2 separate regions of the Mus musculus genome follow, and region 1 is linked to region 2. The links are chromatin loops, found by intact Hi-C in ENCODE. Cell type or tissue: left cerebral cortex. All regions are shown on one strand. Links, peaks and the distances in the headings refer to the core of each region. The heading gives the core; the rest is flanking DNA.

The links. Peaks named below come from ENCODE experiments on the same cell type or tissue, not always from the same donor. Only the 100,000 strongest peaks of a DNase experiment are listed, where the experiment ranks them.
Region 1: a loop joins it to region 2, with 3 times the contacts of the local background. A loop is called at or near these places in 1 of 42 quality-filtered maps.

Annotation. Positions count from the first base shown.
Region 1 is chr7:28,771,032-28,786,371 of GRCm38, forward strand. Sirt2 (sirtuin 2) reads left to right here. Exons shown (of 16, transcript NM_022432.4): 3 at 780-828; 4 at 1,064-1,177; 5 at 5,827-5,868; 6 at 5,965-6,071; 7 at 6,160-6,216; 8 at 7,891-7,959; 9 at 11,738-11,867; 10 at 14,349-14,408; 11 at 14,633-14,688; 12 at 14,775-14,851; 13 at 14,934-14,985. Gm19897 (predicted gene, 19897) reads right to left here and starts at 10,483. Exons shown (of 4, transcript NR_040339.1): 1 at 10,207-10,483; 2 at 6,124-6,240; 3 at 5,734-6,014; 4 at 3,868-4,811. In left cerebral cortex, for the core only: a CTCF peak has its summit at 9,181 (motif pointing right); DNase peaks (open chromatin) are centred at 9,205, 10,056 and 10,385; H3K27ac peaks cover 1,856 bases.
Region 2 is chr7:28,715,814-28,731,153 of GRCm38, forward strand. Fbxo17 (F-box protein 17) reads left to right here and starts at 977. Exons shown (of 7, transcript NM_015796.2): 1 at 977-1,225; 2 at 8,802-8,914. In left cerebral cortex, for the core only: CTCF peaks have their summits at 8,601 (motif pointing right), 11,040 (motif pointing left) and 11,964 (motif pointing left); DNase peaks (open chromatin) are centred at 10,981, 12,024 and 12,298; H3K4me3 peaks cover 298 bases; H3K27ac peaks cover 1,401 bases.

The DNA.
Region 1 (15,340 bases), core at 4,565-12,564, 53 kb after region 2:
CAGCAACCTCTGAGCTATATGGACAAGTTGCGGCCCATGGGCTTGGAGGTCTATCTCGAGGTCACCTAGCATGCATGAAGCCATGGCTTCAGGCCCTAGCATCTTGTCAGGCTGTGATGGCCAACTGGGTAGAGTGTTGGATGTGCTCCCAACATCATGCCCGTAATCCCAGCTTTAGAGGGGTGGAGACAGGAAGATCAGAAGTTCAAGTTACAAAGACTTCATAGCAAGTTTGAAGCCAGCCTGGGCTACATAAAACCCTAACTCAAAAAGCAAGCTAGGCATGGTGGCATATGCCTTTAATCCTAGCAGTCAGAGAGAGGCAAGTGGTAATCTAGTCTACATAGTGAGTTCTAGGCCAGCTAGGGATATATAAAGTGAGACTCTGTCAGAAGAAAAAAGATGGGACAAGCATGCAGGTGCATGCCTTTAAACCCAGGCCACAGATCCAGGCAGATCTTCAGGAATTCCAGGTCAGCCTGGTCTGTGTAGTAAGTTTTAGGCCAGCCAGAGAGACCCCATCTTGAAAGAAAGATAAGGCCTAGAGGAGAGCCAGGTCCTCTCTCTAAAGCAACCTTTCCCAGAGTCCTTACACTGGCCCTGTACTTCTTCAGGGCACCTCCCAGTCAGAGCCCTACTGTATTTGAACCAGGTTGTCACCCTTCCCATCCCTTCCCTTCCCTTCCCTTCCCTTCCCTTCCCTTCCCTTCCCTTCCCTTCCCTTCCCTTCCCCGCTAACCCCACTTCTTGGGCTTGGCCATCCCACCCACCCCTTCCAGGATTCAGACTCGGACACTGAGGGAGGAGCCACTGGTGGAGAGGCAGAGAGTAAGTGTCGTCCTGGAGGAGGGCAGGGAGGTGATCTGGGGTCTGGGATTAGAGGATGGGATTCTGGGGAGACCCCCTCCAAGCTACCGGAGTGATAGGCAAAGCATGTAACAATGGTTTGGGACTGGATGCTGCTGTCTGTGGGAGACATTGGGAGTTGAGATGTGGGAGGAGAGTGTGTGCTTGGGCCCTGGCTCGATGCCCACCTGGCGCTGTCTCTCTTGTTGTTGGCCAGTGGACTTCCTGAGGAATTTATTCACCCAGACCCTGGGCCTGGGTTCCCAAAAGGAGCGTCTTCTAGACGAGCTGACCCTCGAAGGAGTGACACGCTACATGCAGAGCGAGCGCTGTGAGTCCCCAATTGCTTGGCCGCTTCTCCCATTCCTGGCCCCAGTTGACTCCATATTTTGGGGGGTAGGAGTAGTAAGAAAGCCTGCTGTATACACCTGTAATCCCAAACTCTGAGCAGATTGGGAAAGGACCAGCATTTCAAGTTAGCCTCTGCTAGACTGTGTGTGTGAGGCTACCCTGAGCTACATGGGAAGTTTTCCTAAAATTCAGAAAGAAAAAAGATGGAGGAAACCCAACTCTTGGGATGGAGAGATGGTTTAGTAGTTAAGAGCACTAGCTGTTTTCCCAAAAGACCTAGGTTGGGTTCCCAGGACTCACATGATGGCTTACAACCATCTGTAACTCCAGTTTCAGGGGATCCTACTTATGGCCACCATGGGCATCAGGCATGCATGTAGCACACAACATTCACGAAGGAAAACACCCATGTAGTTAAGAAAAAAAACAAAAAACTCAGCTTGCTGGGGGGGGGGGTGGTGAACGCCTTTTACCCCAGCACTCGGGAGGCAGAGGCAGGCAGATTTCTATAGTTTGAGGCCAGCCTGGTCTGCAGAGTGAGTTCCAGGAGGTGACTGAAGCCAGAAGATCATGAGTTTGAGGGTAACATGTGCTACATAAGATTGTTAACTCAAAGAAAGAAAAGAGAAAGACAAGAAACCAGAACTCTAGCCAAAAACAATAAAAAGGAGCATGCAGACTCTTAAGCATTAAATGTGATGGAGCCAGGCTCGAGGACATTGTTAGGACATTGTTCTCAGGCCTCACAAGTCTGTCTGCGTAGGGTGAAGGAAAGTCCAGCAGGCGGCTCCTGCTTGGGAGGGTACCTTTGCACTTAAGAACAAGGCCACATTGGCCCAGAAGCCCCCCCCCCCCCCCCCCGGATGGAACTCAGCCCCTACACTCACACACCACGCTAGGCAGGCACTCTGTCATTGAGCTACAGCCCCAGCCCTTCCTTTCCTACTGTTTTATTTTGAACGCCCTGAATTTACCCTCTAGTCCCTGAAGGTCGATCCTCTTACCTCAGCCTCCCACATAGCTGGGAGTACAGAGTAGCACCACTAGGCCTGCCTTTGGGTCACTTCCCTAGTGAATCTATTACTGTCTTCTGATGGGCCAGGCCTATGCCCTAGACTGGAAGTGATCAAAGCTCTGGGGTGACTCAGGTGAGGCTAAGGAAATTGCCACATGCTGAGCATACATATGCTCAGCATGCCGAGCTCATCTGCAGGCCCAGCCACTCTGGAAGCTGAGGCTAGAGCATGTGAATTCAGAGGCAGCCTGGACTACAGAAAAAAGAGGGAAATGGAATGATGATGGTGGCCCACACCTTTAATCCCAGCAGAGGCAGGGGGATTTCTGAGTTTGAGATCTGCCTGGTCTACAGAGTGAGTTCCGGGAAAGCCAGGGTTACACAGAGAAACCCTGTCTCAAAACACGAGAGAGAGACAGAGAGAGACAGAGAGAGAGAGACAAAGAGAGACAGAGAGAGAGAGACAGAGAGAGAGACAGAGAGAGACAGAGAGAGACAGAGAGACTTAGGAGATTATCTCAGTCCATTAAGTGCTGGCAGCTCCCACACAAGCAGCTCACAAGTGCTTGTAATTCCCGGGCTGGGGAGGCAGAGGCAGGAGCCAAGCTCAGGTCCCCATGAGACTCGTGAGACCCTGCCTTAAAATCCGTGATGGCACCAGTTGTCCTCTCACTTCCTTCCACATGTTTGCTGTGAAATACACGCACAAAGAGATGTGTGCACACCACCAAACAAACAAATAACAGCCCATATACACACTAGGTGGATGGCCCTGGAGAAATACACACACACACACACACACACACACACACACACACACACTCGAGAGATAAGTGATTAGAACAGGACCCGATCTCTTGAGAGATACAGAAGTGTTTGCCATGGTATTATTACAGGAAGCTTGTCTCAGACGTGCTGTTTAGAAGCCAGCTAGCTGGGTCACCGTGAAATTGATATTTCTTGCTGAGGTCGAGTCACCGAAGTCTGAGAACCCAGGCCCTCGCAGTCCCCGTTGGGAACAATGCAGCTTTGAGGGTCCTGAACAGCCCTTTGTTGAGGCCATCTTCTCCAGTTTCCCCTTGGCCCAGCTGCTCAGCGCCCTCCTTGGCAGCCGGGATGGCAGCTGAACCTCCCTCTCCTGCCACAGGCTGGGCAGCCGGCCGCCTACAGAGCATACCCACACAGTGGCCAGGCGACACTGGTCCTCCCTCTTACACTCAGATCTGAGAGTCCCTGGCCCATAGGGTGCTGGTGTGGGACGTGACATAAATATCAACTAAGCAGACCCTTGCTGTTCGCCAGGCTCTGGGCTAAGTAGCTCACCAAGCATCCTTGAACCTAATTATCACGCAATAGCTGTGAGGTCTTTCTAGAAGTGAGCTGAACAGAAGAGGAAACTGAGGCACGGAGAGGTTGTGACTTGGTGTGAACATATGCAAGGGGCACAGTCAGGGCCCTTGAAGCTCGGTCTTGTTCTGTAGCTGTGGCAAGCTTTGAATTTAAGATTTTCTTGCCTCAGTCTCTGGAGTTTTGGTATTACAGTGTTACCACACCCAGTCTCAATGCCTACGATCTCCAGCCAGACTTGGGCCAGTAACATCCTAAAGAAGCTGAGTGCATAGACTGTAGCAGGCTCTCTGCTGTCATTTGTTTTTGGTTTGGTTTGGTTTTTTTTTTTTTTTTTTCTATGTAACAGACCTTGCTGGTCTGCAATTCACTTTATAGACCACACTGGCCTCAAACTCACAGAGATCCTCCTGCCTCTGCTTCCCAAGTTCTGGGAATAAACACATACGCCACCATGCCTGGTTTAAACATTATCTTTGAGTGTGTGTGCTGGGGGTGGGTGGGTGATGTGGGCATTACTGTAGGTGCATGCATGCTACTGTGTTTGCCAGGGGACATCTTTGAGGAGTTATTTTTCTCGTTCTACCGTGTAGTTTCCGGGAATCAGGCTTAGCAGCAAGTGCCTTTACCCACTGAGCCATCTCGCCAGCCCCGATGGCAGACTGACTTCTGTTCACACGTGTCCCTTAAACAGAACACCCCAGGGGTGCCCAATTCATGGGATACCACACTTGTGTCTGCCCATCAGCTGACAGACAGATGTCGGGGCTCTGTGTGGCTGGGCTGTAGGCCAGCCAGCAGCTGGGGCAGCAATAGGGCCATTTCTTCTCAGCTCTGTGCCTGTGAATGGATTCAATCCTATCACCCCCTAATAGTTCTTTAAAAACCAAGAACAAAGCCCCCATAAGAGTATGAACCATGGATCTGAAGAAGCATAATACACCGGAGGGGCTGGGGGCTCGGCTTGGCTCGGTTGGTGGAGTGCTTGCTTAGTGCACAGGCCCCTAGAGTCAGTCTCCTGCACCACACACAACAACGGGCATAGCAAGGCTTGGTGGCACCCACTCCTCCCAACGCTTGCAAGGTCACTGCGAGTTCTCATGCTGAGACCCTGTCTCAAAGAAAGAAAAGAAAAGCTGGGCATGATGGCAATGCTGGGCACTTAAAGATGGAAGCAGGGTGATTGGAAGTTCAAGGTGATCCTTGGCTGGCTGCACAGTGAATTTAATGCTTGCCTGACGTCCATGAGATCCTGTCCAAAACAAACAAACAAAAAAACCGTTATTTAGTGCAATTGACTCAAAGGAGCAGACTTTAGGCTTTTGTGTGAACAAAGCAGGATGGTGAAGGGATGTGTACAGCTAGAAACAGGTCCTAGCCAGTCATTGGAGCTCCTGGGAGGCTGAGGAGGGAGGTACAGGATTCCAGGCCAGCCCAGGGTACATAGGGAGGCACTGACTCAAAACCAGAGAAACCAGCAGACATGCTGGTGCACACCACAACACCAGCACCCAAGAGGTGGAGCCAGGAGGCTCCGAAGTTCAAGGTCAGCCTTAGCTACATAGAAGGCTCAAGGTCAGCCTTGGCTATATGAAACCTTGTCTCAAATTTTCTTTTTTAAGTGTGTGTGTGTGTGTGTGTGTGTGTGTGTATAAGCATGAGTGTAGATGTACAGATGCCCTCAAAGGTCAGAGGCACAGGATCCATGGAGCTGGAGTTAACAGGTGGCTGTGAGCTCTGCCTGACAGGGGTGCTGGAAATTGAACTCAGGACCTCTGGAAAAGGAGGAGGTGTTCTACCCACTGAGCCATCTATGTAGCCCTCATCTGTGTGTGTGTGTGTGTGTGTTTTGAACAAGGTTTCTCTGTGTGTCTTTGGCTGTCTTGAAACTCACTCTGTAGACCAGGCTGGCCTCAAACCCACAGAAATCTGTCTGCCTCTGCCTCCCGAGTGCTTGGATTAAAGGTGTACACAACTACCTTCTGACCCAAAAGTAATTTTTTTGAAGTCTTACAGTATTGTACCTAGAAGATTAGTCATTGTCAGAATTTGGTTTGGATTGATTGTCAAGGACTCAAACTAGCCGTCTCTGTACTGCCGAACTTTGCAAGGCGTCCCCACCTCACCCCACCCCCCATCCCTCTCCCTTCTCCTGGGTGGCTGTGTCTCCTCACCTGAAATGTGAGGTTGCCAATGCCATCCTGCCCGGCACCAGCAGTACGTCTAGGAGGGAAACCTTAGCATGTGCCATCAATCCTCTGTTCCAGGCCGCAAGGTCATCTGTTTGGTGGGAGCCGGAATCTCCACGTGTAAGTTCCCCGTCCTTCAGCCACTCCTGGGGCTGGGGGAGGCTGGAGGGGTTCGTGCACACGTGGGCAGAGCCTCTGACTGCGTTGCCTTCCTAGCCGCGGGTATCCCTGACTTCCGCTCCCCGTCCACTGGCCTCTATGCAAACCTGGAGAAGTACCACCTTCCTTACCCAGAGGCCATCTTTGAGATCAGCTACTTCAAGGTAGACGGCTAAGATGAGGGGAGGTGGCTCCCAACTCCAGTCCTTGTCTTACCTGGGACATGTGGCCCTCTGCTCCTCTCTCCCACAGAAACATCCGGAACCCTTCTTTGCCCTTGCCAAGGAGCTCTATCCCGGGCAGTTCAAGGTGAGGTCATCTTCTGCAGGGAGCCTGGGAAGAGTAGGCATGGAAGCAGGCTCTTTATAGGCCCTCCAGGCAAGCATAACATGATTAAGAACCTAGCTTCTGGGGCCAGCAGGATGGTTCCATGGGTAAAGGTGCTTGCTACCAAACCTAATGACCTGAGTTCAATCCCTGGAATCCTCATGACTGAAGGAGAGAACTGACTCCATCATATTCTCTGACCTCCACATGTGCACTGTGGCAAGTGCATATCCCCAGGTAGATGGTTGGATGGAGGGAGAGACAGATGGGTGGGTAGGTAGATAGATGGATGGATGGATAGATGGATGGATGGTGGGTAGATAGATGGATGGATGATAGATAGATAGATAGATAGATAGATAGATAGATAGATAGATAGACAGATAGGTAGATGGGTAGATGGGTAGATAGAGATATTGTTAAAGAAAAAAGAAAAGAATTACATAAGTTCTGGCCAGATTTGATAGTTCATCCCCATAACTGTAGCATTTGGGAGGCAGAGACAGGAAACTTTCAAATGCAAGGTCAGCCAAAACTACCTATCTCAAAAGTAAAAAAAAAAATAAAAATTAAAGATGAAAGAGGTGAAAGTGGGAGAGATGGCTCAGGGTAAAAGAGCAGATAGTACTCTTCCAGAGGACCTGGGTTCAATTCCCAGGACCCACATCAGGATGTTCATAGCCCCCTGTAACTACAGCTCCGGGGAGCCTGACACCTCTGGCCTCTGTGGGCACTAGAACTCACCTCCATATACCAACAGAGACCCACACACATATCTGTAACTAAAAATAATTGGAATGGTAGCTTAGCAGTTCAGTGCACTGGCTCCTCTTCCAGAGGACCTGGGTTCAATTCCCAGACCCACATGGCAGCCTACAGCTATCTGTAACTCCAGTTCCAGGGGATCTGACACACACACACACACATGCAGACAAAACACCAGTCAATGCACATAAAATAAAAATAAATAAATCATTTAAAAAATTCCAGCTCGGGGGCCGGGCGGTGGTGGTGCAGGCCTTTAATCTCAGCACTTGGAAGGCAGAGGCAGGCAGGTTTCCGAGATCGAGGCCAGCCTGGTCTACAGAGTGAGTTCCAGGACAGCCAGGGCTATACAGAGAAACCCTGACTCGAAAACAAACAAGCAAACAAACAAACAAACAAACAAAAACAAGAAACAAAACAAAAAAGAAAACAAACAAAAAAATCCAGCTCTTGGTGAGAGGCAGGAAGATTTCTGTGAGTTTGAGGCTAGCCAATTCCAGGCTTACCTAGAGAGACCCTATCTCAAAAACCAAAAAAATAAATAAATAGTAAAATAAACAATTTTAAGAAATTAAAAGAAAGGAGGAGTGGGTTGCCTGGCCCCTCGTCTCTTTATCCTGTGGCTCTGGGCCTCAGTTTACCCAACTCTAAGAAAGCTGCTGAGACTATCAGGAAGGGCTGAGACTGAAGCCTGGCTGTGAGCCTGACTCTGCAGTTTACCTATTGGTGATGCCAAAAAGCCGCCACCATGCCCTTGCCTGGGTCTCCTCATTTGTGGTACGGGAGAAGGCAGGCTCACCCTCACTGGGCCACTGAGATGGGGCCATGGGGCAGAATGGGCCCACAGCATGGCCTGGGACATTCACATCAGCACTGTTACTCTTCTCTCAGCCAACCATCTGCCACTACTTCATCCGCCTGCTGAAGGAGAAGGGGCTGCTGCTGCGCTGCTACACGCAGGTAGGCGGGGCCACGGGCAGGTGTGACCATGGGTAGGCAGGACCTTGGGCAAGCGTGACCTTGGGTGGCAGGGCTCGAGGGCAGTAGGCCAGATGGGTCTTGGAACACTCGGTCAGAGCTGGGCTAACACAGGCAGGCACAGGACCAGGGCTCAGCTAATTATAGTGAATGACCTACAATGGGCCACTTCCTCTTGGCCTCAGTTTCCCCTTTGTAAAATAGGGGACGGAAACAGGATAGATTGGTACTCATTGGAATCAGGAGAAAGGTCAGAAATTCAAGGTTGCTGGATGGTAGTGGCATATGCCTTTAATTCCAGTACTCAAAAGGCAGATGCATGCAGATCTCTGTGAGTTTGAGGTCAGCCTGGTCTACATAGAAAGTTCTAGAAGAGCCAGGGCTACACAGAGAAACCCTGTCTTGAAAGACCAAAAAAAAAAAAACCCAAACAACAACAAAAACCAAAGAAAGGTTATCATTGGCTACAAAATGAGTTTAAGGCCAACCTTCAGGATGTGAGACTGTATCTCTAAATTAATTGATTAGTCGATTAATTACAATATAAACTAATAGAAGAATGTTTAAATATAAAGAAGTCAGAACAGCTTCAAGCCCTCTCAAGTCTGCTGTGAGGTGACAGGTGACAGGACATCCCAGACTTACTGCAAAAGGCCTCTGTATCTGAGGGGACACCGTCCATACCACAGCCACTCCAAATCAGGAAAGTGACACTGTATCGTAAGGAAGGTGGGCTTCTTATTCATACACTTCTGAGCCTGGCCTTGGATACGGTGGCTAATGGGACACTGTGGCCACACTGAGGTTCAGACGGATGTTCAGGCTGCTGGCTTCTATGTGTCTCTGTGCGTTTTGTGGATGTGTTGAAGTTCAGACTGCTCTGTGTATACATGTGTGCTAAAAAATTGTCTCAGAATACAAAGTGGCCATTACATTACACACTTGTTATCCCAGTGCTTGGGAAGCCGAGGAAGGAGCTGGTCATGAGTTCAAGGCCAGCCTGGGCTAATAGTGGATTTAAGGTCAGACTGGCTCCATAGCAAACAATCTCCCCCGCCCCCCGCCCCCTCCCCCGCCCTGCCCAAGAAGAAAAAGTTAGAAAGGAAAAAGAGAGAACTCCAAATTGTACAGAAGAGTTAATGCTTGAATACAAATAGGTTTGAAGCTCTTGCAATGTCAGAAATGGCCACCAGGGGGAGGATGGGTTCAAACTTTTGGGTCCAGATGGCTGGAGGCCCCAGCTGGGGAAGAGACAGCTTAGTCCTTCCAGGCACCGCCCAAGCTCAGAGTCAGCCTCATTCACAGAAAGAGGCTCAGGCCTGATACTAACAGCTTCCTTGAAGCCCCATACTTCCTGCTTGTTGTTGCATGTCCCTCCTGCACCCTTGTTTGCTGGCCTCTATGACAACAGGTGTCCACCCAAGTACCAGGCCCTACCAGTGAGCCAAGCAGACACCGCTGCCCTCCTGGTGCCAATTCATGTGTGTGACAAGAACAAGAGGGACGATGAGTCATAGACCTAGGGTGTCAGATGGGGCTGAGACCAGCCTGAAGTTTGGAAGTCAGAGGACAAGGTGCAGGAGTCAGTCCTTCCTTTCCATCGTGTGGGTCTCAGGGATGGAGCTCAGGTCATCAGGCTTGGTGGCCTTTACCTGAGCATCTCACTGGCTCCACACATAAACTTTAAAGGGAGATTTATTTTTATTTCATGTTTATGGATGTTCTTCCTGCTTGTATGTCCATGACCTATGTGTATGCAGTGCCCACAGTAGCCAAGAGAGGCTTTAACAGATGTGTGCTGCCATGTGGGCGCTGGGTCCCAACCCGGGGTCTTCTGGGAGAGCATCCAACACTCTTAACTGCTGAGCCATCCCTCCAGCCCCCACACGTACATTTTTGTAAAATATCTGAAGGTGGAAAAAAATGTTCCACTTGCCCCCTTTGTGGTCAGCTTTTTTTCCTTCGTGGCCTCTTCTCCTCAGTCACCGTTTGAATCACTGACCCACTTTCTGGAACACAGTGACTCCGCCTCTGAGTTGTGCCGACACAGCATCTTTGAAGCTGTGGTGCTGTTTTTAGCTCTGCACAGGAACCCATCGCTCAAGCCACTGTGGTCCCCACAGAAGAGTGGCTATAGACCTTCAAGTTGCATACATGAAATTCACCCTCCAGGAAGTTCTCTGTATGCCCCAAACCCAGCCTCTTGTCTGGGGACCCCTCGATACTCACACCATAGAGCAGCACCATGCTTTTTAAAATCGAAGAGTAGTCTTTTTCTTTTTTTCTTTTTCCTTTTATTTTGGGTGTGTGTCTGCTGCGTTAGTTATATAGGCCGCAGGGCTTCCGGCATGCTGGGGAAGTGCTCTACCACTGAGCCACACCCCCAGCCCAGGCAAGACCTGAGTTTGTAATCTTCTGTCTCACCCTCCTGTAGCTGAGGTTACAGGCTTGCTCTGCTAGCCCAGCTCTACTGTGCAGGCATTGGGTACAGGCGGCAGCCTACCACGTCATCATGAGGGGAAACTGCAAACTTACATCAGTGATGTGCAGTAGGGTAGGTGTCAGAGGCCTGCTCCACTCAGGGTAGACCCAACTCACGGTGGGCTTATGAGGACAGAGCCCCATTGCAAGGGAAGGAGCGTGTCTGTGGATATAATCCAACATGATCAGAGATCTCAGGCATCTCCCTCCACCCTAGACTATGTTTCCTTTGATCACAGAGGCTGCCGGAGGTAATTCTGTGATCCCTTAGTTAGCTGTTTGTGTGTGTGTGTGCTGCTCACTCTCCAATGAAGGGCTTGGTAGACTGAGCCAGCGACAAAGCAGATGCAGAGTGCGGGGTGTGGCAGTGCTCCCCTGTCATCCTGGCACTCTGGAGGGAGGTTCTCCAGTTTGAGGCAGTCTCAAAAAATCATATCCCCCCCCAAAGAAACAAATAAGTCATTCTCTTGTTTTATTTATTCATATTACATTATTTAGTGTGTGTAAAGTTCAGCTGACAACTGAAGGAAGGCGTTTGCTTCTACCATGTGATGTCTGGGGCCCAAAGCCACGTTGCTATGTTGGTAGCAAGGACCATTGTCAGCTGAGCCATCTTGTCAGCCCTTACTGTGGCTTTTCCAGACAGGTGCTAGTCTTGTCCCAGCTTGCCTGAATCTCACCCTGTTCCTCAGGCTAGCCTCACCTTTACAGCAGTCTAGAATTATAGGCATGGCCTACCATGCCTGGCTTTATTTACTTATTGCTTATTTATTTCACTTTTTTGAGGCAGGTCTTCCCATGTAGCCCTGGCTGGCCTGACATTAGCTATGTAGCCTCAGCTGACTTTAAACTTAAAGCAGTCCTCCTACCTCAGCCTCTAATTGCAGGGCTTATAGGCAGTCACCACCACTGCTGACCTGATTCAGTTTATTTATGTTAATGCTTGGCCAGAGCTGTCACATACAAGCTACTCAGGTGGGATCCCCACAAGGATGCCACATCTGAGGGAGACGCTGAAGATAGGTACATTTATTGCAATAAATGTGTGGCAAATGGAGGGACTGTGCGTGGCTCTCTAACAAAAGAACTTCTCTGAAAATTAGAGGCAGTGACCCAAGTTTGTAGAAGAATATCCCATGGGCATCCTTTAGCAACCTTCTGTGGCCCCACTGGGGAAGCGGGCACTTTCCATATATCCTCACCCTTCCTCATCCCCCGCAATGCCACTTCTCAGAGCCACCAGGGCTGGCTGTCTTCCTGACCTCCCCTCCCCCTCCAGAACATAGACACGCTGGAACGAGTGGCGGGGCTGGAGCCCCAGGACCTGGTGGAGGCCCACGGCACCTTCTACACATCACACTGTGTCAACACCTCCTGCAGAAAAGAATACACGATGGGCTGGATGAAAGGTGAGGCTGGACTCTGCGGGCAGGCAGGCCTCGGGCAGGCCAGGGGGAGGTAGGGGGTGGGGGGCTCTCACTGCTTGCCTGCCATAGCCAGCCTCCAAGGGCTGGGCCCCAGTGCAGTCTGCTCCATTCTTTGGCTCTTGCTAGTCAGTGAGTTGGTTGGTTTCCACTGAGGCTAGGCTTCCCTATGTAGCCCAGGCTGGCCTGGAGCTTGCACTTCTGCCTCAGCCTCTCTAGTACTGAGGTTGCTTGCAGGCGTGCACTACGGTACCCAGCTGTCTTGCTTTTTATGGTAGCTGTAGAAGCCTCAAGGATTCAAGGTGACAGCAGGTCTTTGCTCCCATGCCACCCCTCTGCTGGGCTGTCATCCATATGAACCGCAGAGCACGGCCAGCCACGTGTGGACTCCGTGTAGACTCACGTCCTCAACGGTCACACAGCCTGTGTCTCTGAGGTGTTTACTATCTATCTTACATGGCAAACACGGCTACCTTCTGAGGAAGGCATTGCACAGTGGAACCTTCCGAGACGAGGAGGCCTGTGTCTACGTCCAACATGGCTCCACTTGCCCCATGTGCCTACTGAAGCAAAGTGTCTAACCTCTGCTGCCACCATGTGGGTCCCAGGAACTGGACTCAGGCGCTCAGGCTTGAGGATGGACCACCTCGCTGGCCCAGAACAGTTTAATTTTTATTATATTTTTTAAAGATAGGGTCTCTAATTTCATTAAGTTCTTGTTGGTTTAAGTTGTAGAAGTCGCAGGAGGAACCATGGTACATGCCTATTAGCCTATTGCTTGGGAGAGGCAAGAGGATCAGGAGTTCAGGGTTAGCCTTGGCTACATACTAAGTTCCAGGTCAGCCTGGGCTACATGACAACATGAAAATAAAAACTAATAAATTTTATATAAGTCTTATGTAGCTCAGCCTTCCATGTTGGACAGTGCAGCAGGAGCCTGTGGAGAGGGAAGCTGGGTGCTGTGCTGGGTAAGACAAGTGCTGGAGACACACATGGTAGCTCACGGCTGTCACTGCTGTCACTGTCCTCATTCATGTGAGGACACAGCAACTGAGAGGACAGCTAGTCCCCGCGCCTGGGTGCCAGCACCAGTCTGTTCTGGCAGCCATTGTGCTGAGCCTGAAGCTGCTGTGTCAACTGTGGGAATCCATTTCTGTATTCTTTATGCTGACTTCACAAAGCCTCTGGTGTCCCCTTGAGATCAGGACAGCTGTGGCCTTTATAGCAGGACCCTGGAAGGTAGCTCTTCTGACAGAATGCCAGCCAGCTGCCCCCAGACTGAGGGTTCCTGAGCAGCCCATGTGTGCACAGCTGGGGGTGACGGACAATGGACATCACCCCCTTTATGTCCCTGTGGAATCGCATCTTCCACCCACAGAATAGCATATTTGTGCAGAAATACCTCAGCAGCAGCCGTTAAAGCTTCGCCCTGTGACTGGCTGTATGAGTGGCTGGCGGAGTGAGCTCCAGTCCTGTGGGCTGCATGTGGCAGATGTGCTTTCAGACTCCGTGATCCATAAGTAAGAAGGAGTGTGACTTTCATAAGGGTGGTCTGTCCCATAAGGAGTCTGTCACAGAATCCGAGAGTGGGAAACAGTTGGGCTTGAGGTTTGATCCAACCCAAGGCTATCTGTATGTCCTTTCCTGACCCAGGGCAGATAGGACTGTCCCCAGGACCCATTGGATGACTCCCATTCCCCAGATGGGGGTCTGGTGGAGTCCAGGGGCACCTGTCTGGGGCAGATGGGTTTGCCCCTGTATATGCCCTTTCACTCACTAGCTGTGGTGCTGCCAGCCACCCCTGGATGCCTGGAGGTGAAGGGGACGGCTCTCTAAGAAGGGAGCTCCTCTCTGTGAAGCAGGAAAGACCACTCAGGAAATGCCTGAGTAGTGAGCTGTGCTGTTTGTTTTGTGGCGCTGCGGATCAGACTAGGGGACTCGGGCATTCGAGGTCAGAGGCTCTTCCACTGGGCCACACCCACAGCCCCCATACTGGGAGACTCAAAGCAGGCATCTCCTGCTGAGTCGTGCCCAAGCCCTCTTGGTTCCACCGCTGAGCTAGCCTAGCTCTTGGGGTTTGTGTGCGCATGTGTGTAGGTGTGCACATGGCATAGCATGCGTGTGCATGTCAGGGCCATCTGCAGGAGCTGCTTCTCTCCTTTTAGCATGTGGGATCTGGGGACGGAACTCAGGCCACCAGGCTTGGCAGCAGGTCCCTTTACACACTGAGCCACCTTGAAGCCTCAGCTCTTATTTTTTTGAGATGTGGTTTTGTTGTGTAGCCAAGGCTGGCCTCAAACTCACAATTCTCCTGTTTAATTCTCCCCCAAGCAGGCTTGCGGCATGCACCACTGCCACCTGCCTGGGATGCATTTCTGTTGACAGGAGGGAGGGGCAGAAGAGGGCTTCTCCAGCAGCCCTTGGGGGAGCCTCACAACTCACCCCCCCTTCCTCTTTCCCACTCAGAGAAGATCTTCTCAGAAGCAACTCCCAGGTGTGAGCAGTGTCAGAGTGTGGTAAAGCCTGGTGAGTCCTGGGCCCGGGGCTGGAGCTGGGACCCCTTCCTCCACGGCCTCACCCCCCAATCTGGCCACTCTGCCACCTGGCCCGTCCCCTACTGTTCAGCAGAGGGTGCCCCGCCCCCCAAGCCTCAGTTGGGCCCCTGACTCCTGACTGTTCTAGCTCTGTCTCCCATATCTCCTGTCCTCTGTCCCTCTGTCCCTCTGTCCCTCTGTCTGTGTCTACCGCAGATATCGTGTTTTTCGGTGAGAACCTTCCATCGCGCTTCTTCTCCTGCATGCAGTCAGTAAGTGTCCACTCTGGGCTGGGCCCATGTGAGGGGGACAAAGCCAGAGTAGTGGGGTCCAAGGCCTTCCTGGTTACTCCCCGCAGGACTTCTCCAAGGTGGACCTCCTCATCATCATGGGCACCTCCCTGCAGGTGCAGCCCTTCGCCTCCCTCATCAGCAAGTAGGTTGAGGAGGATGGGACTGGGTGTCAGCTCGGGACAGGGCACTAGGGCAGATCCTGAATCTCAGCTCCCCCTTCCCAGGGCACCACTAGCCACCCCACGGCTGCTCATTAACAAGGAAAAGACAGGCCAGGTAAGTCTGCCTCAGCTTCCCTCCCCCTCTCCTCCCCCCCTCCTTCCCTGTCCCCCTCCCCCTCCCTCCACTTTCTTTGCCCCCTTCCTCATTTGGCCACTTCCTCAGGGGACAGGGCAGGTCTCTGTCCCACCTGGAAAGCACCAGATCCTTAGACTTGCCAGTTCAGTCAGGAGAACATGGGAGCTGGCCTGTGCACTGGGCCTCTGTCATTCTAGACTCCACTGAGCACAGAACAGAACCGTGCCTTGAACCTGCTGAAGCCCAAGTGCTTCCCCGGACCCAGGAGACAGTCCAGACACTACCATTCTAGTGCCCTCTCACATATCAAAATCTGGGGACCCTCAAGTCCCTC
Region 2 (15,340 bases), core at 6,661-14,660:
GCATGTGGTTCACATAGGCACAGGAAGGCAAACACTCATATACATTGTCTTGGTTAGGGTTTCTATTGCTACAATGAAACACCGTTACCAAAAAACAAGTTGGGGAGGAAAGAGCTTATTTGGCTCATACTTCCACATTGCTGTTCATTATTGAAAGAAGTCAGGACAGGAACCCAGACAGAACAGGGACCTGGAGGCAGGAGATGATGCAGAAGCAGTGGAAGGTTGCTCCTTATGGCTTGCTCAGCCTGCTTTCTTATACAACCCAGGACTACCAGTCCAGGGACAGCACCGCTCATAATGGGTTGCTCCCCCCCCCCAATCAATCACTAATTGAGAAAATGCCCTACAGCTGGATCTCATGGAGACATTTTCTTAACGGAGGCCCCTTCCTCCCCGATGACTCTTAGTTGTGTCAAGTTAACACACAAAACCACCCAGTACACACACAAAATGAAAATAAATAATACATCTAAAATAATAACAATAGCTGAGAAGTACTGTTATCTGCCTTGGAGCCTATCACTCAAGAGGCAGAGGCAGGGGGATCTTTGTGAGTTTCAGGCCAGCCTGATCTACATAGTGTTCCTGGATAGCTACATAGTGGGTGGGAGATGGGTGGTGGTGGTAGTGAATATATAAGTAAATAAATAAATTTAAGGAGTCATGGGGGGGGGGCGTCGCTGATCTTCCTGGAGGGGAAGGGTTCGCTTAAGCTGAACAGCTGAGTAGCGATTGCTGCGGAGCCCGCGTGTTGAACGGTTCTGCTAAAGACGGATTCTGCTTCCAAGAACCGATCCTGTCTCTGCTTTCATTCTCTGGTTTCAAATCTGCGGTCAGAGCCACAGCTGAGCCTTTCGCTAGGGACCAAAGAATTTACCCTGACGACGGTGTTAGGAAAAGCTGCCTGGGGCGGAAGAGTGGGGCGGGGCGGGTCTCAGGGAAGGGGGCAGGGGAGGTGCCCGGGGTGTCCACCAGGGGATTGGCAGCCACGTTTCAGGGACAGGCGGCCTAGCTCGGCGGCCCTGGGCCGGGCTCACTCAGGCTGCAACGTTGCCCGGTGGCCCCGGGATCCTGAGCATAGAAGAAGACGGTCCACTAGGACCCCAGATCACGGGGCTGACTTCCCGGACCTCGGGTTACTCTTCGACTGCCTCCAGCGCCGGGTAGGGATTGGATCTTCCCCGCCAACTCAGAGCAGGCCGCCCGGTGAGCTCCCGGACAGGTACGGACCTGGGATGGGACTCGAGGGTCGTGTCCAAACCAGCGGCTGGAGCAGTCTGGAGAATGGAGGAGTCTCTCCACTGGCTCTGTGTGCCCCTCCCCGCCCCCAACCCACCCCACCCCAGGGACGCAGTCTCCAGGAGTCTGTACATCGTTTCCCAGACTCTTCCCTTATGCAGTGCACTCTTACACTGAGCTAGCTGTACACGTGCAAGTTGCAAAGCTACAAGTCCCACTGAGAAGACTTTACATTCCGTGTGTGTGTGTGTGTGTGTGTGTGTGTGTGTGTGTGTGGTTTTTCTTTTTCTTTTCTTTTGTACCTCTGACTGGCCTTGCTATGTAGCCCAGCCTGGCCTTGTACTCAGAGATCCCCCTGCCTCTTCCTCTTCAGTACTGGGACTAAACCCGTGCGCAGCCACACCCTACTATTTTTTACTAACATTTAAGATAGCATACAAAGTAGTGGGCTTCATTTCCCACGTTTCATACATACTTTGTTTTTATGGAACTAGGTCTACCGGGTCGATGGTGGCAGGAAAAAGTGCCTGCCGCCAAGCCTCCTGGTGATTCTCAAGACTCAGAGTTAAAGGCGAGAATGGAGACCCACGTGTTGTCCTCTGACCCACACACTAACACGCATACACATCAAACACTTGCGCAACAATAACATCTTACTTTTTATTTAAAATCAAATTTAAAAAAAAAAAAGAAGAAAAGGTTCTCCCAGCACCCCCTCTCGCAGCTCTACCCATGTCCCAAATAGCCAACCGAAAAGGGGGAAAAGAAATAGCCAGCCCAGACCAACATGTAGGCCCTGGGCCGCGGCTGGATCACTCTGGCTGGCAGCCCCTTTGCAGAATGCGTGCTTCAGGGTCTCAGGCTGTTTCCTGACTTAGCTACATTGATGCATTTCAGCTGTGTTTATTCCTTTCCGTGTAACGTTTGTTCTTCTGAGTTCATTTCTTCAGTTTATTCCACTCCCTGTCTTGGAAGTATAAATAACACAAATCTGATTTTAGTGGTTTGTTTTGTTTTGTTTTGTTCTGTTTTTCGCCAGTAGCCCTGGCGGTCCTGGAACTCGTTCTGTAGACCAGGCTGGCCTCGAACTCAGAGCCTGCCTCTGCGCAAATCTGATTTTAAACAATGACCGTGTGCTGACTAGTTTTATGTCAAATTGACACAAGCTAACATCACTTGGGAAGAGGGTCCCACAACTGAACAGATGCCCCCATCAGTTTGGCCAGTAGTACATTTTCTTAATTAGTGATTGATGTGAGAGAGCCCAGTCCTTTCTTTTGGGTGGTTTTGCCCCTGGGCTGGTGGTCCTGGGTTCTATAAGGAAGCAGTTTGAGCAAGCCCTGAGAAGCAAACCAGTAAGCAGCCATCCTCCATGGCCTCTGCATCAGCTCCTGCCTCCAGATCCCTGCCCTGATTTCTGGATAATGAACTACAGGCTATGCACTAAAATAAACCCTTTCCTCCCAAAGGTGCTATTGGTGTTTTTTTCACAGCTATAGAAAATCTAACGAAGACAAATTATCTAAATGTCCTAAGAGAATACCAGCAAATAGACCAGTCAGAGGGACAGAATTTATATGAAGACAAAGGGTTCCTTAAAGGAGCACCCACCTTCTATGCAATCAGTTAAAATAGCAATGGGTTTACTTTTCAAAATATGTAATTTGTACACGTGGGGAGATGGCCAAATCCATAAAGCATTTACCTGGCAAACACAGGGACCTGAGTTCAGATCCCCAGCACCCACAAAAAAAGCCAAAGCAAGATGAGCACGCAGATAAACCCAGGAAGAGGGGATGGGGGGGTTGTCTCTGGAGCTTACTCACTATCCAGGTTAGCCAGGTCCATGCGCTCCAACAGAAAACAGCTGGAGAGCATGGGAAGGGTGCTTAAGCTGGACTTCCAGCCGCCGCACTCACCAACACACATACTCGACATACAGGCATGGCTAATATTCGAGCATTGGTATATAGTTTTTACCTTATTCTGCTTTGTACTTTCTGGGTAGCTAATTAGAAAATCTTCTTTATGTGTTATGGGTTTTGCTTTTTTTTTTTTTTTTTGGAGATACAGTTTCAAAAAAAAAAAAAAAAAAAGTTATCCCATACACCTTACTATGTATCCTTACAGTGGCCTCAGATATACTGAAATCCTCCTGCCTTCGCCTCCTAAGTGCTGAAATTAGCCCGGCATGGTAGTGTATGCCTTTAATGTCAGCAGAGGCAGCCTTGTCTACAGAGTAAATTCCAGGACAGCCAGGGCTACACAGAGAAACCTTGCGGCAGGAAAGCAGGGGAGGGGTTGTGGGGGATGGGCTGAGGGTGTGGTGATAGAAATGAACCAGTATGGAATGGGTCCAGGGGTCCAGACTCTGGAGGAGTGTGCACCAGATTCCTCATCTAGCTAATGACTGGCATAGTGGGAGACCTCTGCTCAAACCAGAAGCAGGCACTGGTGCCAGACATAGGCAATCGGGGAAGCCAGTTAATCACAAATCCCTGAAAGAGAGCCACCTGAGTCGGCGATAAAGATAGTCCTCTCTATTTCCTGCAGAAGGAAACCAGATGCAACTGGATTTTAGCTGGTCAGCTTTTGCCCTCAATTCTGATTCTGTGTTGGCCCCTTACAAAGCCTGCCAAACACATGTTGCTTTGTTTTTTTTTTGTTTTTTTTTTTTTAAATCCCCTATCAAAACTCATCATATCTGAGACCAGGTATGGAGGTGAACGCCTGTGACCCTAGCACTCTGGAGGTTAGGGCAGGAGGGTCATGAGTTCAAGGTCAGTCTCAGTACACAGTAAGCTCTTGTCTCAAAATGAAAATAGAGCCTGGCTTGGTGGTACACACCTTTAATTCCAGCCCTGGAAAAGAAGAGGCAGGCAGGTCTCTGAGAGTTCGAAACCAGCCTGATCTACACACTGAGTTCCAGGACAGCCAGGGCTATGCAGAGAAACCCTGTCTCACACCCACCCACACCCCCAGAATATCACCCATTCAATCTAGGAGTTTCCCATGAGTCTGTGCTCTGCCCTTGCTTTACAGGTTACTTGCTGGAGGGAGTTGAGCATATCTTCTGCCCTTCCAAACCTCAGTTTCCCTTGGTGGAAAACAGCATCTGTTCCATGAGAATTTCCAAACATGTCCCAGAAACCTAGAGCAAAGTGATGTGCAGTCCAGTCAGCACATCTAGTAAGGGACACTCACTGTGTTCTCTGGACACAGTGCTGCAGTGCGTGAGGGTGTGTGTGTGTGTGTGTATGTGTGTGTGTGTGTGTGTGAGACGGCTCTTCCATTCTCCTAGTAAAGATGTTTTCTTAACTATGGCAGCCTCTTCAGCTCTGAAGACTGGTAACAGTTCTTGGGTCCTCTCTAATATCTATCTTTCTCCCTCCCTCCCTCCCTCTCTCTCTTCCTCGCTCCCTCGCTCCCTCGCTCCCTCGCTCCCTCCCTCCCTCCCTCCCTCCCTCCCTTCCTTCCTATTTGGCCATATTGCAGGTTACCTAGGGCCTGGGAGACAAACTCTCTCTTGGGCTCCAACCCTGGCACCCACTCTTGTGTTTTGTTATTTAAGACTTGGTTTTAGGGGCCGGATGTGGTGGCACACACCTTTAATCCCAGCACTTGGGAGGCAGAGGCAGGAGAATTTCTGAGTTCAAGGCCAGCCTGGTCTACAGAGTGAGTTCCAGGACAGCCAGGACTATACAGAGAAACCCTGTCTCCAAAAACCAAAAGAAAAAGAAAAAGAAAAAAAAAAAAAAAAAGACTTAGTTTTAGGCAGTCCAGGCCTCACATTTGCTTTGTAGCCAAGGATGTCTTTGAACTTCTGACCCTCGTAGCTCTAAGTGCTGGGGTCACAGGTGTGCTCTTTCATGCCTGGTTTATGCAGTGCTGGAGATCACTCCCAGAGCTTTGTGACTGCTGGGCAGGTGCTCCACCAACCCTGCAGCCCAGCCCTCTTCTCACTTCCTTCCTTCCCTTCTTCTTATGTATCTTTTGTCCCCCATAGTCTAGTCTCACTTGATCACTTAGTAACCCAGATATATATGTATGTATGTATGTATGTATGTATATACACACACACATACATACATATATGATATATATATATATGATATATATATATTATATATAAAACTGAACCTAGTCTCTGTCTTTTTTGAATTCAGCCAGAAGCCCAGTGGGGCTGTAAGACAGGCCCTCTGTGTCAGCTGTTTCCCACACAGGTCTCCACCCACATTCCTCCTGCCCTGCATCAAGGCTGCCATATGGAGCCCATATTCTGGCACTCAGCATAATCCTGGTAAGGCCTGGACAACTGCAGTGAGCCATTCCTCAGGGGTCCGAGTGCATTTGCTTTCCCCACAGCTGTTATGTTAGCAATTATTAGACACCACAGACCCCAACACACCGCCTGGAGCCAGACACTTTAGGAGTCCAGACATTTTTTTATTTTTAAAGTGTATTTATTTATTATGAGACTGGATGGCCTCTAACTCTGTAACCAAAGATGGCCTTGAATGTATGATCTTCCTGCCTTTACCGCTAGATCAGAGGTTCTGTACCCATAGGTTGAGACCCCCTTGGGAGTCACATATCACATATTTATATTATGACTCATAACAGAAGCAAAATTATAGTTATGAAGTAGCAATGAAATAATTCTCTGGTTGGGAGGGCACAGCATGAAGGGTGGCAGCATTAGGAAGGCTGAGAGCCACTGCTCTAGAGTGTTGGGATTGAAGGTGAGAGTGAGCTTCCACATCCAGCTCTGATTCATCCTTTTAAAAGGGTTGGGGGGAGCCGGGCGTGGTGGCGCACGCCTTTAATCCCAGCACTCAGGAGGCAGAGGCAGGCGGATTTCTGAGTTCGAGGCCAGCCTGGTCTACAGAGTGAGTTCCAGGACAGCCAGGGCTACACAGAGAAACCCTGTCTCAAAAAACCAAAAAAAAAAAAAAAAAAAAAAAAAAAAAAAGGGCTGGGGGGGTTTGCATGTATTTATTTACTCATTGTGGGAGTGTATTAGTTACTTTTCAATTATGATAAGCAACTGAAGGAAGAAAGGGTTCATTTTAGCCCAAGGTGCCAGAGGGAGAGATGTGCCGTGGCGGTGTCAGGGCTGGTCATACTTCATCCACACAAGAAGCAGAGAGAACAGGAAGAGAGAAAAAAAAAACCTACAAAACCTTAAAGCCCACCCACACTTCCTTAAACCTTCTATAGGTTCCTTGGGGTTGGAGAAGTAGCCAATCAGTTAGAGCATTGGTCTTGGGGTTACGTCGCCCTCTTCAGGCCTCCACGGTACTGCATACTTATGGGGCACAGATATACATGCAGGGTCATTCATACACATAAAATAATTAAATTAAAAAAATTAATGTCATGGGCTGGTGAGATGGCTCAGCGGTTAAGAGCACCGACTACTCTTCCGAAGGTCCTGAGTTCAAATCCCAGCAACCACATGGTGGCTCACAACCATCCGTAACAAGATCTAACACCCTCTTCCGGAGTGTCTGAAGACAGCTACAGTGTACTCACATATAATAAATAAATAAATCTTAAAAAAAATTAATGTCATTTCCAGTCAGATGGTGGTGGCGTATGCCTTTAATCCCAGCACTCAGGAGGCAGAGACAGAGGCAGGCAGATCTCTATAGGTAGAGGCCAGCCTGGTCTACAGAGTGAGTTCCAGGACAGCCAAGGCTACACAGAGATACCCTGTCTTGAAAAACAAACAAACAAACAAACAAACAAATAAAATAAAGTTATTTCAGGCTGGAGAGATGGCTCAGTGGTTAAGAGCACTGACTGCTCTTCCAAAGGTACTGAGTTCAAATTCCAGCAACCATGCGGTGGCTCACAGCCATCCATAATGAGATCTGATGCCCTCTTCTGGTGTGTCTGAAGACAGCTACAGTGTACTTATATACATAAAATAAATACATAAACCTTTTAAAAAATAATTTCCAATCATCCCAGCACCATTTGTAGAAAAGGTAATCTTTGTCCAGTAATGGCCCCTGTGAGAATGCCTAATACTGCCAAGACAGAGGACTCCATGTTTTATTTTGGCTTTGTTTCTTCAGGAGCCAAAACTAGCTTTATTCCTTTCTCTTGTAGTTTATGAAACAAACAAACAAAAACCTGCAGTCATAGTTTTGATTTTCTTAGATTTTTCTGTTCAGTCAGAATTCTTGGGAGGCTGAGGGTGTGGCCAGAGTTCCCTGGTCTAGATGTCCCAGCAGGTGCAAGGTCCTGGGCTGGATCGCCAGCACAGCAAAGTACAAAACACATAGAAACTTCTAAGGTGGAGGGCTGTGTGTAATATATGTGCTTGTTGAGTTGTTGTGGTTGTTAGCCAGGGCAGGACTGGTCCCGGTATGAATTTCATAACTACCAGCTACAAGGCTAGTGCAAGCATGCGCACAAAAGCCTTCTGGAATCTTCTCTGGCTCTAAACAGGCAGACAATGGTGAATGGAAAGTTTAGGGTTGGGATACCATCCTAAGAAGTCCTAGGTTGTTACTGGGTTGGGGGAACTCTAAGCAACATGCTACAGTGCCCAGAGTTTGAATTATCCATTGTAGAGAGTACTGTCTACTAACATGTACCTTAAATTCCAAGTTCCTACTGTATGCAGAAGCTCTAGGCCAGCCAGGGATATGAAAACATTAAAGAATGCAGAATACTCCAGGCTTGGTGCCTCACGCCTTTAACCCCAGCACTGGGGAGGCAGAGGCAAATGAGTTCTAGGCCAGCCTAGTCTACAAATCGAATTTAGGATAGCCAGGGCTGTTATACAGAGAAACCCTGTCTGGAAAAAATGCAGAATGGAAGCAGGGGGTGGGGGGCTCAGCAGGTAAAGACCCTGTGTGCCGGAAGGAGGCATCAGACTCCCCCAGTTGTCATGCAACTTCCACACCTACACACTACAGCATGCACACTCATGCACAGCAAATGTTTTTTGTTTGCTTGTTTGTTTTGTTTTGTTTTGAACACAGAATGATTTTCTATTGGTTTTGCCTGCAGCTGTTAACTGATTAAATTCCCTTATCTCTCCTCCCCTTCATTTTGTGGCCCATATACATAAACTTACAGCCATCTTAAGCTTCCCTTTATACTAAAAGCTTTAATTTCTCTTTATTTCCTTATGGGGCCCTGTATGACTCCATAGTCATGGGCAGGCTGGGCCAACACTCTACCTCTGAGCCATGCCCCAGACCATCACTGGCTGGCCAACACAATGGATTTTTTTTTAACTAAGGTTTATTTAAGTTTAATTAATTTTAAATGTGTATGGGTGTTTAACTTGCATGTATGTATGTGTGCCACATGATTACAGTACCCGTATAGGCCAGAAGAGGGCATCAGATACCCTGGAAATGAAGTTACAGGTGGTTGTGAATTACCAAGTGGGTGCTGGGAATTGAACCCAGATCCTCTGGAAGAGCAGCCACTGAGTCATCTTTCCAAGCCACTGAGTCATATTTCCAACCCTCTTGACTGTTTTGTTGTACAGTGAAATACATACTTACTTTATGACCCAATAATTCCATTCCTAGGTATTTACTCAAGAGAATGCAACCTGTGCCTACATAGACCTTCATACATGAACAATCATAGCAGCTTCATTCATAACAGCTCCAAGTGGGGAGCAGCTCAAGTGCCCATCAAGGTGAGTGGATAAAACAAACAGATTGTGGTTCATCTGGTCACTGACATATGACTCAGCAAGAAAAGGGGAGTGGAGCTGATGGCTCCATCCAACTATGTGGATGATCTGCTGTTAGCTGTTTGTTTGGAAGGAAGAAGCCAGATTCAGGGACTGAGTGGTATGTGTCAACCAGAGACCAATCAGGAGCCTGGAATCACGTAGTCATTGGAACCATGATTGTTGATGTCTCAGAGCTATGAAGAGTAACAGGAGCGACTCAGTGGTTGGGAGGTAGAGAGAGACAGGCCGATCTCTTGAGATCAAGGGCACAGACCTGTGATCTCTGCACTTAGGCCCAGGCTGTAAGACCAACAATAGTAAGACTGTCTCAGGAAAACCAATACAAAACAAAGAAAACAAACAGGCTGGCAAGGTGTTTCAGTGTAGCCTGTCTTTAGCTACTTTGTGAGTTCTTTCTTCCACTCTTCTCTACCTTTCAACCCCCTAACTTTCAATAGGAGAGGGAAAAGGGAAAGAAAGGAAAGGGGGCACTTATAGTTAGACTACTTCCTGCTGATTAGGGGCATTGAGTTCCTTGGGGCAAATTTGATCTTCACTGTCAGGATATCTTGTTTCTTCTTGTTTTCTTCTTCCCTTACAACTACTTAACAAACAGTAACCAACAACAAGCAACAGCAGACAACAGCAAACAACCCACCCCTGCTCTCGGCTTTCATATGCCCTCTGATAACTCCCCAGAATTCCAAATGTCATACAGTCACAAAAACTATCTGCTGATGGCAAAAATCACACCCCTGCGAGAGCACGAGGCAAATTGTAGCCAGCTGCTAAAGACAGTCTGAAGCAGCGCCATAGGCTACACCTGGGAGTGAAAGGAAACCATATTCCCATAGTGCTTCTGTGTTTTCAAAGAAACCAAAACTCTTATTACATTTCAGCCAGTAAAGATACTTGCCACCAAGCCTGAGTTTCATCCCCAGAGCCCGTGTTGCAGGAGAGAACCAGCGCCTGCAAGCTGTCCACTTATCTCTATATGTGCGCACACACACACACACATGCACACACATACACACACACACACACACACATGCACACACATACACACACACACACTTAAAACATCATTTTGGGAACTGGAAAGATGTCTCAGTAATTAATAGCACCTTCTGCTCCTGTTTAGGACTGACATGGTCACAATCATGATTAATGTCTTTTCTAGGAAACCCAATGCCCTCGGATGACTTGTGTCTCAGGCACCAGACACAAATGTGGTGCACTCATTACATCCGTGCAGGCAAGACATTTATTCACATAAAATAATTATTTTTAAAACATCATCTTATATTATATGTGTGTGTGTGTGCCTAAGCACATGTCTGTATTCTTTGCTACCTGGGAAACTGAGTCAAGAGGGTAATTTAAGCCCGGTAGTTCAAGGCCAGCCTGAGCAACATAGGGAGACCATTACTAAGAAATGGAAGGAAGGAAAGGAGGGAGGAAAGGGAGGAGGGGAACAGGAAATTATGGAGGGAGTGAAAAATGAGTTGAATGAGGTGCCATACAGCCTTAATCCCGTCACTTGGGAGATAAAGACAGAAGGATAAGAAGTTCAAGGCCAGCCTTGGCTGCCTAGAACCTACTTCAAAAACACCAAGAAGAGCCACTGAGATAGCTCACGGGGAAGGCACTTGCCAGCAAGCTGGACAACCTGAGTTCATCCTCAGAAACTACTGGGTAGAAGGGACGAACTACCACCTGCAAACTTTCCTCTGATTGCACACACATGCTTTAGCATAAGTGCATCTACATGCACACAACACGCACTATATAAACAAGTGTTAAAGGTAAACATTTAAAGGAACAGAAAAAAAGAAATCAAAAGGAAGAACAATTAAAAAGACAGCAGCCCCAGGCTGGAATTGGCTTTACCGGAAGTGCATATCCAGTCGGAGGCCACACAAAAACGCATACAGAAAAGTGTCTGGAGCGAGATGGTAGTGCCAGCCACACGTGGCAGGAGCCAGGCGCTGGAGAATCCTGGTGATGCCATAGATGCGTCAGAGCCTGCAGGCGCATGCCGCAGAGAAGCCCAGCCGCCTGCCACGCTCCTCCAGCGCCCCCTACTGGAAACCTGTAGCATCGTGGTAGCCATCAGAGGAAAAAAAGACTTCAAGGCCTTTTTTTAAAGGCCTAATATTAGTTCAATAAATGGTTCATTGACCTGTTCTACAGCAGTTCAGTGCCGTGATCCTAGAAAGCTTAAGGCTAGGGCATATTCTAATCCGACTTGCACTAGAGTGAGACCCTGTATAACAACATCAACAAAAACAAAAACTACCATCGGATTCTAGAATACTTGAGGGCTGACAAGGCTCAGTGGGTAAAGGTGCCTGGTGACACACGTGACGACCTGAGTTCGATCCCCCGTGATCCACATGTCGAAAGAAGAGAATTGAAATTGATGTAATTATAAAAAAAAAAAAAAAGAAAGAAAAAGCCGGGTGAGTTCCAGGACAGCCAGGGCTATACAGAGAAACCCTGTCTCGAAAAACCAAAAAAAAAAAAAAGGAAAGAAAAGAAAAGAAAAACTTTTAAAAAGCCAAGCACTTTTTAATCCCAGCCCTCCCAAGGCAGAAGCAGGTGGATCTCTGTGAATTAACAGCATTGTTTATTTAGCAAGTTCCAGGGCAGCCAGGAATACATAGTCTCTCTCTCTCTCTCTCTCTCTCTCTCTCAAACATGCCTGCACCCATGCATGCACACCCCTTTAAAAAGGTAAAAAACAAACAAACAAACAAAAACACCTTGGATTTGGAGTGGGAGGACAAAGATAGATGGTTGCATAAATAATGATGTTGTTTTAATGCTCTGGGAACTAACTGAACTCAGCCAACTGGCCCACACTCAGGGGTCTCATATGTCATTGCTACAAAATGGAAGAGGAGTCTGGGTCACAGGATGATGGCTTTTATGTTGGTCCCCGTGTTGGGAATGCTAAACCAGCTGGCCAATCCCTGCTGTCTTCAGCACAGCACCCTCAAGTGGCCAGCTGAAATGTCAGCAGCTGGCACCGGCCGGGATGTGCTGGGGCCAGCTTGCACCAGCTCAAGTGGATAAACTGCGCGTATCTCTTTCCAACTTCACAGCCCTGGGGCCTCAGCTGGGCAGTGTAATTGTGTGATTCATACCCCAGGCAACAACCAAGGCTATAAACATTAGTCTTCCCACCCTCCGACCCCCACCTAGCCAGTTGTTAACTACCTAGCAACGATCTAGGACTCCCAAGAGGGATCGTGACTCTACAGGGAGTCAGAGGCATTTTTAGACTGCCACCTGGAAAATCCCTTGGCAGTGCCACTTCTCCAGTGACTGAGGCCTTGTGACTCGCAGACTGATGGAGTTACGTGTCAGAGAGCAAGTACCATCATCATAGTCCTTTTTGGAATGTACAGTCATAGGTTTTTGCAGATGGAATGTTAGCAGCATCCCCAGTTACCATGCCAACCAAAAATAACCAGCCAACAAACATGCAGCTCAGACTCTCTTACCAGTAGCTGAGTGACAAGCAGACAGTATCTGATTTCCCCCACCCAAACTGGTCTCAGCCAGTGATTGACATTTAGCCTCCAGATTGTGGGAGCGATGTACCATGGGCATCCCCACAGAGAGACCTGGAGTTCCTACATGCAGCAGACAGGATTCAAGCTTTGCTTGGCTCAGTCTTGCAGGCCCCCTACCCCTCTTCTTTTTCTGTGTAACACGCGTATGCATGGTGCCCTCAGAAGCTAGGAGAGGGTGTCAGATCCCCTGAAACTGGAGTTAGAGCAGTTGTGACCCACAATGTAGGTGCTGGGAAATTGAATCAGTCCTCTACTAGAGAAGTGAGTGCTATTGTCCCCTGGTCCATTGGTTCAGCCCCATTTGTCTGTCTGTCCTCTTCCTCCTCCTTTTCTTCTTGAGTCCCTAGCTGGTCTGGACCCCACTGTGTAAAGTAGGATGGTGCAAGCTCACAGAGATCTGTCTACCTCTACCTCAGGAGCACTGAGATTAAAGGTCTAGGCCACCACACTTGGCAAGAAAAAGAAATTTTTTTTAGAGAAAAGTTTAAAAAAGGGGGGGAGTAGTTTGGTGGTGAGGCCTCACAATTATAAAGGAGGCAGCCAGGGAAAGGCTCAGAGACGTGGCCACCTTTAAGTGAATACCTGAGTGAGAGGAGAACAGAGAGACAGTGGGCAGATAGTGTGAAACCTTACGGCCCTCAGAGAGGAGTCTGCCATTAGCTTGAGAACGGGGAGTTGTGGAGGGTTCTGAGCTGCACAGGACAGCACCTGACCCAAGTGTTTCCCCTACCTGAGTGCTTACGAGGAAGGAAGCACAGAGCCAGGAGATGGTGGTGGTGCAGGTGACAGCTGATGAGGACTAAGGTTCAAAGGTCATCTCTGACAGGCCATCAGAGCAGCCTCCAGTGAGGAACCCCGGTAGAAGCCTAGAATGAGAAGGTTCCTAGAACCTAGGTGACGACAGCGAAACGCTGCTGATGGCTACAGCAGAGAACACTCACCTTGCATCACTGCAGTCATTGAGGACCTTGACGTTACAGCGTGCTTAGAAAAGGTTCACCATCTGGGCATGGTGATACATACCTATAATACCGGCACGTGGGAGGTGAAGGCTGATGGAGTTCAAGGTCAGCCTTGGCTACATAGCAAGTTTGAGAGTATCCTGGGCTACATGAAATCCTGTCTTGGGGGTGAGGGGAAGGAAGGAAGGAAAGAAAAAAGGAAGAGAGGGAGGGAGGAAGGGAGGGAGGGAGGGAGGGAGGGAGGGAGGGAAGGAAGGAAGGAAGGAAGGAAGGAAGGAAGGAAGGAAGGAAGGAAGGAAGGAAGGAAACAGATTCAAGAGATACTACTGAGGGCAGAAAGCACAGGTGTAGGTGTTTATGGACTTTTTGTTCTTGGATCTTGATTTTAGAGACTTTCAGTAGGCTGATCTAGAACTTAGAATGTTCTGGAATCATGGATACATGCACTGCTGTACATGGCTAAGTGGGATGAGGGGCAAATTTTACTCTAAAGAGGCAAAAGGAGCCTGGTGTGGCCAGGCTCAATTGTCGAACCACTACCTAAGTTCACCAGTGCAGGTCTGAGGTGCAGCTCAATGATAGAATAACTGGCTAGCACACTCAAGGCCCAGAATTGCACTCTCAGCACTGTGGGAGTTGGGGGTGTGGAGAGATAGGAGGAAAGAGGAGTAGCAAGACATGAAATAGTGTAAGAGTAAGAGAGAACCTGGCATGGCCATGTCTGTATTTCCAGCATTTGTGTAAAGGAAGGCTACATTCAAGAAAAGGCCAACAGGGAGCTGGAGAGATGGCTCAGTGGTTAAGGGCACTGACTGCTCTTCTAGAGGTCCTGAGTTCAATTCCCAGCAACCACATGGTGGCTCACAACCATCAGTAATGGGATCCGATGCCCTCTTCTGGGGTGTCTGAAGAGAGTGACAGTGTACTCACATACATAAAATAATAAATAATTCTTATTTTTTAAAAAAAAGGAAAGAAAGAAAGAAGGAAAGAAAGAAAGAAAGAAAGAAGGAAAGAAAGAAAGAGAGAGAGAGAGAGAGAGAGAAAGAAAGAGCGAGCAAGCCAGTGGAAGGCAGCCTCATTCAAGAAACCACGAAGCTCCAAGTCCACTTACAGGCTGGAGTAGCTGAAAGGTTAGAATACAGGAAAGAGAACTGAAAGATTTCTCTCTTGGCCTGCAGTTGACCATTGCTAGGGCTAACCAGTGAGTAGTCAGTTCAAAATAATCAAGTGATCCAAAAAATTAACTCGTGGCCAGTCATTAGGGATGGAGTAAGATGCCAATAGGAAAGTCAAGAATCTATAAAAATAGCCGGGCATGATGGTTCACACCTTGAATCCCAAGGCAGAGGCAGGTGGATCTCTGTGAGTTCAAAGCCAATCTGTTCTACATAGGATGTTCCAGGCCAGCTAGGGCTATATAGTGAGACCCTGTCACAAAAACAAAACAAAACAGAAATCACAAAACAAACAAACAAACAAACAAAAAAACCAAAATTGTTCTAGGGATCATATTACTTTGGTTTGGGGAATTGTCATTGTTTAACCAAGATGGAGGAGCCTTACAAAAATGGTATGTTAATGGCTAATACTTGGGAGGCAAAGGGGACCTGGAGTTAAGGACAACAGCCTAGACATCACAGGGAAGAGGAAGGGAGAAAGGGAAGGAAGGAGGAAGACACATAAAGTTGGGGGTGGGGGTGAGGAAAGAGTAAATATGAGAATCCGATTCCCAGGTAGCACTGGAGAGAGTGGTGGACGTGGGGCTTGTAGGCTTATATTTTTCAAAACCCACTTTACTAATCTTCTAGCCCACCACCCACCAGAGGCAGTGGAAAAGAAAG